2 separate regions of the Homo sapiens genome follow, and region 2 is linked to region 1. Evidence: read pairs that join two places in POLR2A ChIA-PET (ENCODE). Cell type or tissue: A673. All regions are shown on one strand. Links, peaks and the distances in the headings refer to the core of each region. The heading gives the core; the rest is flanking DNA.

Evidence for each region. Peaks named below come from ENCODE experiments on the same cell type or tissue, not always from the same donor. Only the 100,000 strongest peaks of a DNase experiment are listed, where the experiment ranks them.
Region 2: POLR2A ChIA-PET joins it to region 1 with 6 read pairs; 2 of 35 experiments call an interaction of 5 or more read pairs at or near these places.

What each region holds. Positions count from the first base shown.
Region 1 is chr10:102,186,476-102,190,862 of GRCh38, reverse strand. No RefSeq gene overlaps it. Among named protein-coding and RNA genes, the nearest start is that of NOLC1, 36 kb to the right of the region's middle. In A673, for the core only: no CTCF peak of the experiment used is centred there; no DNase peak of the experiment used is centred there.
Region 2 is chr10:101,829,153-101,833,539 of GRCh38, reverse strand. It overlaps KCNIP2 (potassium voltage-gated channel interacting protein 2), which reads left to right. Exons shown (of 10, transcript NM_173191.3): 2 at 2,373-2,468; 3 at 3,643-3,696; 4 at 4,341-4,387. Among named protein-coding and RNA genes, the nearest start is that of KCNIP2-AS1, 12 kb to the right of the region's middle. RefSeq lists an enhancer at 2,184-2,700 and silencers at 2,836-2,915, 3,706-3,805, 3,926-3,975. In A673, for the core only: no CTCF peak of the experiment used is centred there; DNase peaks (open chromatin) are centred at 2,529, 2,899, 3,359 and 3,799; H3K4me3 peaks cover 1,217 bases; H3K27ac peaks cover 1,849 bases.

The DNA of each region.
Region 1 (4,387 bases), core at 244-4,243:
TCACCGTGTTAGCCAGGATGGTCTCGACCTCCTGACCTCGTGATCCGCCCACCTCGGCCTCCCAGAGTGCTGGGATTACAGGAGTGAGCCACCGCGCCTGGCTGAAAATATGTTGTTATTAAGTATATGCAAACATATACATTGCCATGAATTAAGAATATTCACAAATAGTTTACAAATTTTGGAGAAATTAGGCAGAGAGAGATATATGACTCAAATTCTGTTTACAAAAGTATACTCAGCTGGGTGCGATGGCTCACGTCTGTAATCCCAGCACTTTGGGAGGCTGAGGCTGGTGGATCACTTGAGGTCAGGAGTTTGAGACCAGCCTGGCCAACATGGTGAAACCCTGTCTCCACTAAAAATACAAAAATTAGCCAGACATGGTGGCGCACGCCTGTAATCCCAGCTACTCAGGAGGCTGGGGCAGGAGAATCACTTGGGTCCAGGAGGCGGAGGTTGCAGTGAGCCAAGATCACGCCACTGCACTCTAGCCTGGGCAACAGAGTGACACTCCATCTCAAAAAAATTAAAAAGTACACTGCACTTTTGCTGGGTGCAGTGGCTAGCACTTTGGGAGGCTAAGGCAAGCAGATCAGCTGAGGTCAGGAGTTCAAGACCAGCCTGGCCAACATGGCAAAATCCCATCTATACTGAAAATACAAAAATTAGCTGGGAGTGGTGGTGCACACCTGTAATCCCAGCTACTCAGTAGGCTGAGGCAGGATAATTGCTTGAACCCAGGAGGTGGAGGTTGCAGTGAGTCAAGATCACACCATTGCACTCCAGCCTGGGCAACAGAGCGAGACTCCATCTCAAAAAAAAAAAAAAAGTATACTCCACTTAATACACTTAAAGTATGCTTAAAGGCTATAAACAGCTCAAAAGGAAAAATTATTCAGACTCTGAAAAAACAAAAAGAATCAGCAATATAGCTGGGCGTGGTCACTCACACCTGTAATCCCAGCAGTTTGGGAGGCTGAGGTGGGTGGACCACCTGAGGTCAGGAGTTCGAGACCAGCCTGACCAACATAGAGAAACCCTGTCTCTACTAAAAATACAAAATTAGCTGGGCATGGTGATGCATGCCTGAAATGCCAGCTACTCAGGAGGCTGAGGCAGGAGAATCACTTGAACCTGGGAGGCAGAGGTTGCAGTGAGCCAAGATCCGCCACTGCACTCCAGCCTGAGCAACAAGAGGGAAACTCCGTCTCAAACAAACAAACAAACAAAAGAATCAGCAATATTTCAAACAAAAAGCCATAAAAACTATTTCAGTTTCAGTTTCAATTCATGCAATCAACTCTTGCTCTGTTTCATATTGAGTTAGCAATCTTTATGAACACACCAGCTTTTCAATTACAGTCCTGGAAGTTTTCTCTCTAATTCAGTGGCACAAACCCCAAAGTTATCAGAAACCTGCAAATCAAAAGTCCTTTTAATGAACTCCTCCAAAGAAGCAAGCCCTGGACTGTAGCTGATTGTAAGTCACTTTTTGAGAAGAATCAAAGCAAAACATCGATTGTGGTTGACAAAAGTCTTTTTTTTTTTTTTGAGACAGAGTCTTGCTTTGTTCCCTGGCCTAGAGCACAGTAACACAATCTCAGCTCACTGCAATCTCTGCCTCCTAGGTTCAAGCAATTCTCCTGCCTCAGTCTCCTGAGTACCTGGGACTACAGGTGTTCGCTGCAGATCTGAGCCTCCCTGTGCTCTTGTTGGGGCCAGGAGCAGGCAGGATCCATCCCTTCCTGGGTGCAGCTGCAGCAACTTGGTCCACAGCTCCAGATACAGGCCTCCAGTTCCACAGAGCAGGCAGGAACCCCACCCCGCTGTGGGGTGCTGCAGCCGCCCAAATTGGGGCTGCAGACCCAGGCATCCCTGCACTCTTGGGGGGCCTGAAAAGGCCCCCTCCTTGCCCTTGTAGGCTCAGAGTTGCCTGCTCCTGCTGCTTGGCCTCTCCCTGCTCTTGCTGCTTGGCCTTTCCCTGCTCCCGGTGCCCACTCTGATCTTGGACCAGGCTTGGGGCCAAGTCCAGGGGCTGTCACAGTGCTGCCAGGTGTGTGCAAGCTCAGGGCAGTGCTGACACGCCAGTCCCCTGCTGCCCTGCCCCCCTCTGGACTTTGGGCACTGAGGAGTGCAGGAAGGGAAGTTGAGAGGGGCTGAGAGTGACTGGTGCTGGCCTGCAGGTGCCCCTTGGTGCCAGCAGCCTGGGCACTATGGATGGCTGTGGAAGGCAGACAGGCTCCTGGGTGGAAGGGGGCAAGTCCCCAGTGAAGCCCCACCTTCATGCCAGGACAGGCCTGAAGTGTGGGGGCCAGGCTGCCATTCCTGCTGATTGGAGGAGGAACTCATGGTGCTTTTTCCTGTGGACCAGTCAGCACACACTCCCTTCCCCGAGCCACATAAAAGCCCTGGGCTCAGCCACAGCAGGGCAGAGGTTGGGGAGACAACAAGAGGACCAAATGCAGAGAGGAGCTATTCCCCCTGCTGATAGCTAGAGACAATGGGATGGCCAGCTGGCAGAAAGGAGCTACCCTCTCTGCTAAGAGCTTCAGAGACCAGAAGAGACATTGCGTGGACCAGCTTCAGAGAGGAGCCATCCTCTCCAGGGCCTCCTCTCTGCTGAGGGCAGCATACGTCAAGATGACCAGTAGCAGACAGGAGCTGTCCTCTCCAGGGCCTCCTCTCTGCTGAGAGCAGCAGACGTTGGGACAACGAGTAACAGAAAGGAGCTACCCACTGTGCGTCTCCCCTGAGCTGCTCTAATACTAAATAAAGCTCCTCTTTGTCTGGTTCACTTGCCTGAGTACCTCATTCTTCCTGAACGCAGGACAAGAACTCAGGCAAAGCACCACTGGCCACAGAGGTTTCTGGCCAGAAAAATTGACATCCAGTGATCCCGTAATACTACTTTTCAAAAAATTTTCATGAAGATCATTTGTTTTGGCTGGGTTTATAATTTTATAACCTTCTATGCCAAACCCTGAAACCTCAAAATATCTACCAGAGACAAATATAAAATCCAGACAAAAATGTATGCTCACAATTTTGAAGACATTTTTATTTTCATTTTACCAATAATTTTACAGCCAGCTGGTTTCGAAAAAATTTACTTAACTCACACGAACTTGAAAATTGCTTTGACTTATTTAATTTATGAGTGCTGTTTTACTTATAAGCCAATTTGGTAGACACAACATATACCAATAAGGGTACATACAAATAAACACATCTAAACATGAATATACACACATAAACAAAGATCCAATAGCTTTTACCTTGGAACTATAGCTATGAGATAGCAATACAAGCTTACTGGTTTTACATGGTTACACTTTGTCCCAGTAGGTAATTCAGTGAAGGCTGTGAATCAAAATTTTGGGTATAGTAGTTTCCATGGCAGTTTGATTTTTAAAGGCCAAACCTCCTCAGACTCCAAAGAACATTGGGGTCAAACAGCAACAAAGGAGAACATCACATACCTGCCAGGCCCAACCTTGCTTAGAACAGCAGCACAAAAGCCTGGATACACACAACTCCATCCCACTTTCCCATTCAGCAGCAAACTCCAGATTCCAAACAGCAAACGCCAGATTCCAAACAACACTGGGGCCAACAGTATTGCAAATGAATATCAGTTTACCGAATTCTAACTTCTCATGACTATATAAAACACACACAAATGATCACCAAAACACAATCCAACTGCTGCAGCAAAAAACAAGCCCCAAGAGTGTCCAAACTCAAACAGTCAGGGTGCTTCCTCTCTTCATTGGTTGGGCTTGATCAAATGCAAACAAAAATTCCTTAGGAAATTTCCCAAATTGAGAGGAACTGATCCCGCTGTCTGGTACACACACGAGGCACTCACTTGCCCAGACACAACATACAATTATAAACTAGCCCCCAAGAGTGTCCACATAAAAACAGTCAGGGTGTTTCCCTCCCTCAGTCAGTTGGGCTTGTTCAACCTGCAAATGAAAATTCTTTTAAAAATTTCCCAAATTGAGAGGAGCAAATCCTGCTGTCTGGGCCCACAAAGGATACTCACCTATCTGGATGCAGATGTCCAATTTCGAAGGCTATTCTTCCAAGGCAATCAGGAGGATGGTTGGGGCTGACCATGGTGGGGCCAGAGAGAAACTGAAACTCACTTCCAGCTGATATTGGTCAATAGATGGGCATGGTGCATGCCTGTAGTCCAGCTACTGGGGAGGCTGAGGCAGGAGAATAACTTGAACCTGGTGAAGTGGCTACATTGTCTGGGGTATATGCCCTCAGGTATATATTTATCATTGTCACAGGCCAGGAAAATTTAGGACACAGACACACACAAGGGGTTTAGGAGCAGAGGTTTAATAGGTAGAAGAGAAAAGAGAAATAGCTT
Region 2 (4,387 bases), core at 309-4,308, 360 kb after region 1:
CCATACCCAAGGCTTGGGAGGAGGTGGGTTCTGGAGGGAAGAGTGTGAACATTGTGAAGGAGACATTTATAGCCCAGCTATGATTGGGGATGAGGAGTGGATCAGATCAGGGACCCTGCTTCCCAAGTCCCCTTGCCTCTCCAAGCTCCTATCAGGATCCAAGTGCAGAGTGATCTCCAGGGCCTAGACATTGGGAGTGGAAAATCAACTCCCCTCCCCAGCCCACCCCAAAGTCAGTAGGGAGAGTAATATTGGGGTGGAGTGGGGAGCACTTCTGCCTCCCCCTTGGGAGTTTTGACCTCTCCCTCCTCTTCACGGCTAGAACTGTGTAACTCCGTAGCATGGCTGTTCCCCAGTACCACCAGGGACAGGAAGACAGACTAGAACCATGATGGAGGACTGCAGGGTAGATACCTGGAAGAACTGGAAAAATATGAAGGAAACTGGGAACAAGAGGAAGGTGCATGAATTGCCTGCTCTAGGGTTCAGTAAGAGCAGAAAACTCCTAGCTCACCCTCCATCCTCTGCTGCATTTATTGGGGTGGAGTGGGGAACAGGGAGTTGGACCTAGATAAACTGGGACAGCTGGGCTGAGCTTGTTCTCATTCAATCTGGAAAAGGTGAAGTTGATTGAGCTCTAACTTGCCATTCCTTTTAGATGGGAAAGGGGGAAGAGAGGGCATCTGGAAATCCCAGGAGTCTTGGGCTGAAGGCAGCCATTCTGTTCTCACCTTTAGAGGAGACAGAGGCTTAGAAGCAGGTAGGGGGCTGGGGTGGGGGGCAGGAGAGCCACCCCCGAGTCGGGCAACTACACCATTGGAGGCCCCAGGCGCAATCCAGCTTTGGGAAACTAGAGTCCAGGCTAATGGAGCCCTGGGCCAGAGGCCAGGAATGCCATCGATCCCCCTGCCTGGCCCACTGCCTCCCTCCCACCTCTCCATGGCTCCTGGGGTGGGAGGGAGGTAAGGATGTGTTGAAGGAGAGGAGGTGGTTACTCACCCAGTCACCTCCTGAGAACAGGGCCTGATCTGGAGGGTGAAGCCTGGATTGGGAGGGTGGGGTATATGGAGGGGGAGTAACCTTTAACTAAAGGAAGTTGGACCCCTCCAGGAATGGACTGAGGCCAACTTTAGTCACTGTGTCAGATCCAGTGGGATCTGATCCAGGAATCTGGATGCAGTGCAGCTGGGAGACACAGACACACACACACACACACACACACACACACACACACACACACACAGTAACACTGAGGGTCCTCTGGGGGTGCAATTAGAGCTGTAGAGCATGTGCAGAAATAAGGGAGAAGAGGGGAAGGGGAGCCATGATCAGTGGGCCATGGATAGCCCCACAATACACCAGAATACTCGCCTCCAAGATCTCTTATTGCCACAAAGTTTACTATTATTTCACCCTCAAAGAGCAAGCCATACTGGAAGAGACTGTGAAGGGGCCACAGTTTAGGGTAGATGAGTTAGCTGATGAGGAACCCTGCCCTTTGGCAGAAAGATTCTGGGCACCTTGGAATGAGGAGGGGTTACAGGAAAGAAAAGTGGGTGTACCCAGGAAAAATGAAGCCTCTGTGGGTGAGGTATTGAGGTACAGCCTTAGATATCTGGGTGCCATGGGGACCCAGGTCACAGTATGATATGGATATGTGTCATGACAACCTTGATATGTCTCATAATGTTATAAGGTCACAATGTCATAGTGTTCTTTGTAGACTCACATGTCATGATGTCCCAGAGGCATTGTGTGTTCTTGTGTGGTTTGATCATGCTGTGTGTGAGATGGCCTATATGGGTCTCCATGTGTATGCATCCTGTTTTACTTAGGTCACATTTGTATATGTTTGTGTTAAGGAGTTAGCAGGTCATTGTGTGTGTGTGTGTGAGCATGCATATTACGCCATCAGGTGTGAGTTACTGGATATCAAGCTGTCACTGGCACCCATCACTGTGATGTATTGTTCTACATGTCACTATACACGCCTGTCACTGTAGGTGTGTGTATGAGAGAGGTGTTCTTACCCAGGCAATCCTTGGGTTGGACATCATCCTGAGAGGTCCAGCCATGGCACTTGAGCCAAGGGTACTAGGTCAGCAAAGACACTGAGGCCACTGCCACCTCATCCTTGCCGCCTCGCTGTCACCGGCCACGTCCCATTAAACCAAGTGCCTGAGCCTCACCTCTATGGACTCACTGGGCTCCCCTAACCCGATTCCAACCACCCTTGCCATTCCTTTCCTCCCCTTAATTCCTCCCCCAGCCCGGTCCCCAGATGGGGTTGATTTGTGACTGGCGGGGAGGGGACAGGGAACAGAGGGACAATGGGAGTTAATGTGCCTTCCTGGGGTCTTCTCTCTTCCCAGGCCACCCTCCAGGGCCCACTAAAAAAGCGCTGAAGCAGCGATTCCTCAAGCTGCTGCCGTGCTGCGGGCCCCAAGCCCTGCCCTCAGTCAGTGAAAGCAAGTGCCTCTCATGTGCTTCCGGGGGCGGGGCTCGATGTGTGCGTGCGTGTCTGTGCATGAGTGTGTGCGCGTGTGCCCCAGGCCTGCGAGTGTGCGCATGCTCCAGGCCTGCATGTGTGGGGGGGCGTGCCCCAGGCCTGCGTGTGTGGGGGTGGGGCCTGCCCCAGGCCTGTGCGTGTGTATGTGTGTGCATGTGCGCGCGAGCGTGCCCCAGGCCGGCGTGTGTGTGTGGGGGGGCGTGCCCTACCCCTGCATGTGTGTGGAGGGCGTGCCCCAGGCCCGCGCGCGTGTGTGTGTGTATGGGGAGGCGTGCCGCACGCCTGCGTGTGGGGGAGGGGCGTGCCCCAGGCCTGCGTGCGTGTGTGTGTGTGTGTGTGTGTGTGTGTGGGCGTGACCAGCGTGGCGAGGGCGGGTGCTGGCAAGGCTGGAGCATAAGGGGGCGTGGCTACTGTGTGCGTGTGCGGCTGAAGCCAGCGTGTGTGGGCGTGGTCAGTTGGGAGCGGGTGTGTGTCACCGCTCCCGCAAAACTGTGGGACCCGAGAGTGTGGGTGTGACCATTGTGACCAGGCTGAGGCCTGAGCCTGTGTAGCTGTGGCGGCCTGTGTAGACCAGGCGGCCGTGAGGGTCTGTATGTGGCTTAGCTGGGTTAGTGTCTTCAACTCCGTGCGGCCGCCCCCTTCCCCACCGTGTTTTGGACCCCTGATGTGTGTTGCCTATGCCCCGACAGGATGGTGACAGGTGTAGAGGATGGCGCCTGCCCTCCTCCAGACGCCAGGGTATTTGGGTTTTCTGTGCCAGCCTGGTCCCCTGCTGAGTGATCTCCAGTTGAGTGACCTCGCTTTGTCTCTAGGTCTCCATTTCCTCAGTTGGGCCTTGCCCACCTCATAGGATCATACTGCATTTTGCAAACCATAAAGGCCCGCTTTGTAGTTATTTGAGCATGCTGTTGTGTTGGACTTAGATGGGTCCCACACGGGGGTGGATTCGGAAAAGGACAGGCGTGAGTCCCGCAAGCTTGTGTGCATGGGGTCCGTTTCGTGTGTGTCTGTGCTGGTTGGGTGTGCCTTTGCACGGGCTGGGTTGTGAGGTTTGCTCTGAGTGTGAGGGGCCAGGTGTGTGTCTGCAGTTGGCCGGGTCTTCCGCTTTCTCGGTGACAGTTCGCTCCCTTCAGCATTAGCCGCCCCAGCCTCCCTCCGCCCCCACAGACCCCGCCTGCTGGACCCAGGTGACTTACGCTCCTGGTGGGGGCGGGGCGGGGCAGGGCGGCTTTGCCATCTTGGGGTGGGGGGCACTTGCCTGGGGGCTGGACGTTGGGGGCGGGGCAGGATTGAGATGGGGCCGGGGGTGGGGTCTGGATGGAGGTTGGCTGAGCTGGGCGGGGCATGGCTCAGGCATGGCTGGGATAGATGGGGCTGGGCGGGGCGAGGGGAGGGGCTGGGTGGGACGAGGGGAGGGTTTGGGCGGGGCAAGGCTGGGGCTGGGCGGATCTGAGTTGGTCCCCGAAGGCCCGGAGCTCTGACCCTCAGACGCCCCCTCTTGAACTGGCTTTTCCCACTCCTCCCTTTCTAAAACGAAGATGCGGCTGGGGGCCTTCCCCTCCAACGAGGGATCGAGGGCCGCGGGGCGAGCACTGAGTCGGATCCCTGGCTCTGGGGCCAGGCCAGGCCTTGGCCCGCTGATAGACCTCGAAGATGGCCATCATCTTTTCTCCTTACCTCAGTGTCCTTGGCTCGGGGCCCAGGGAACTGGCAGCCTGGTCTCCGGCATCGGATGGGACCGGGGGGCGGGGAGGGGGTGAATGGGGCAGTGATTTGAAGAGGGGTCGCGGAGGCTGGGCCTGAGGCGCGGCTGTCCTCACCGCTCCCGCAGACAGCGTGGACGATGAATTTGAATTGTCCACCGTGTGTCACCGGCCT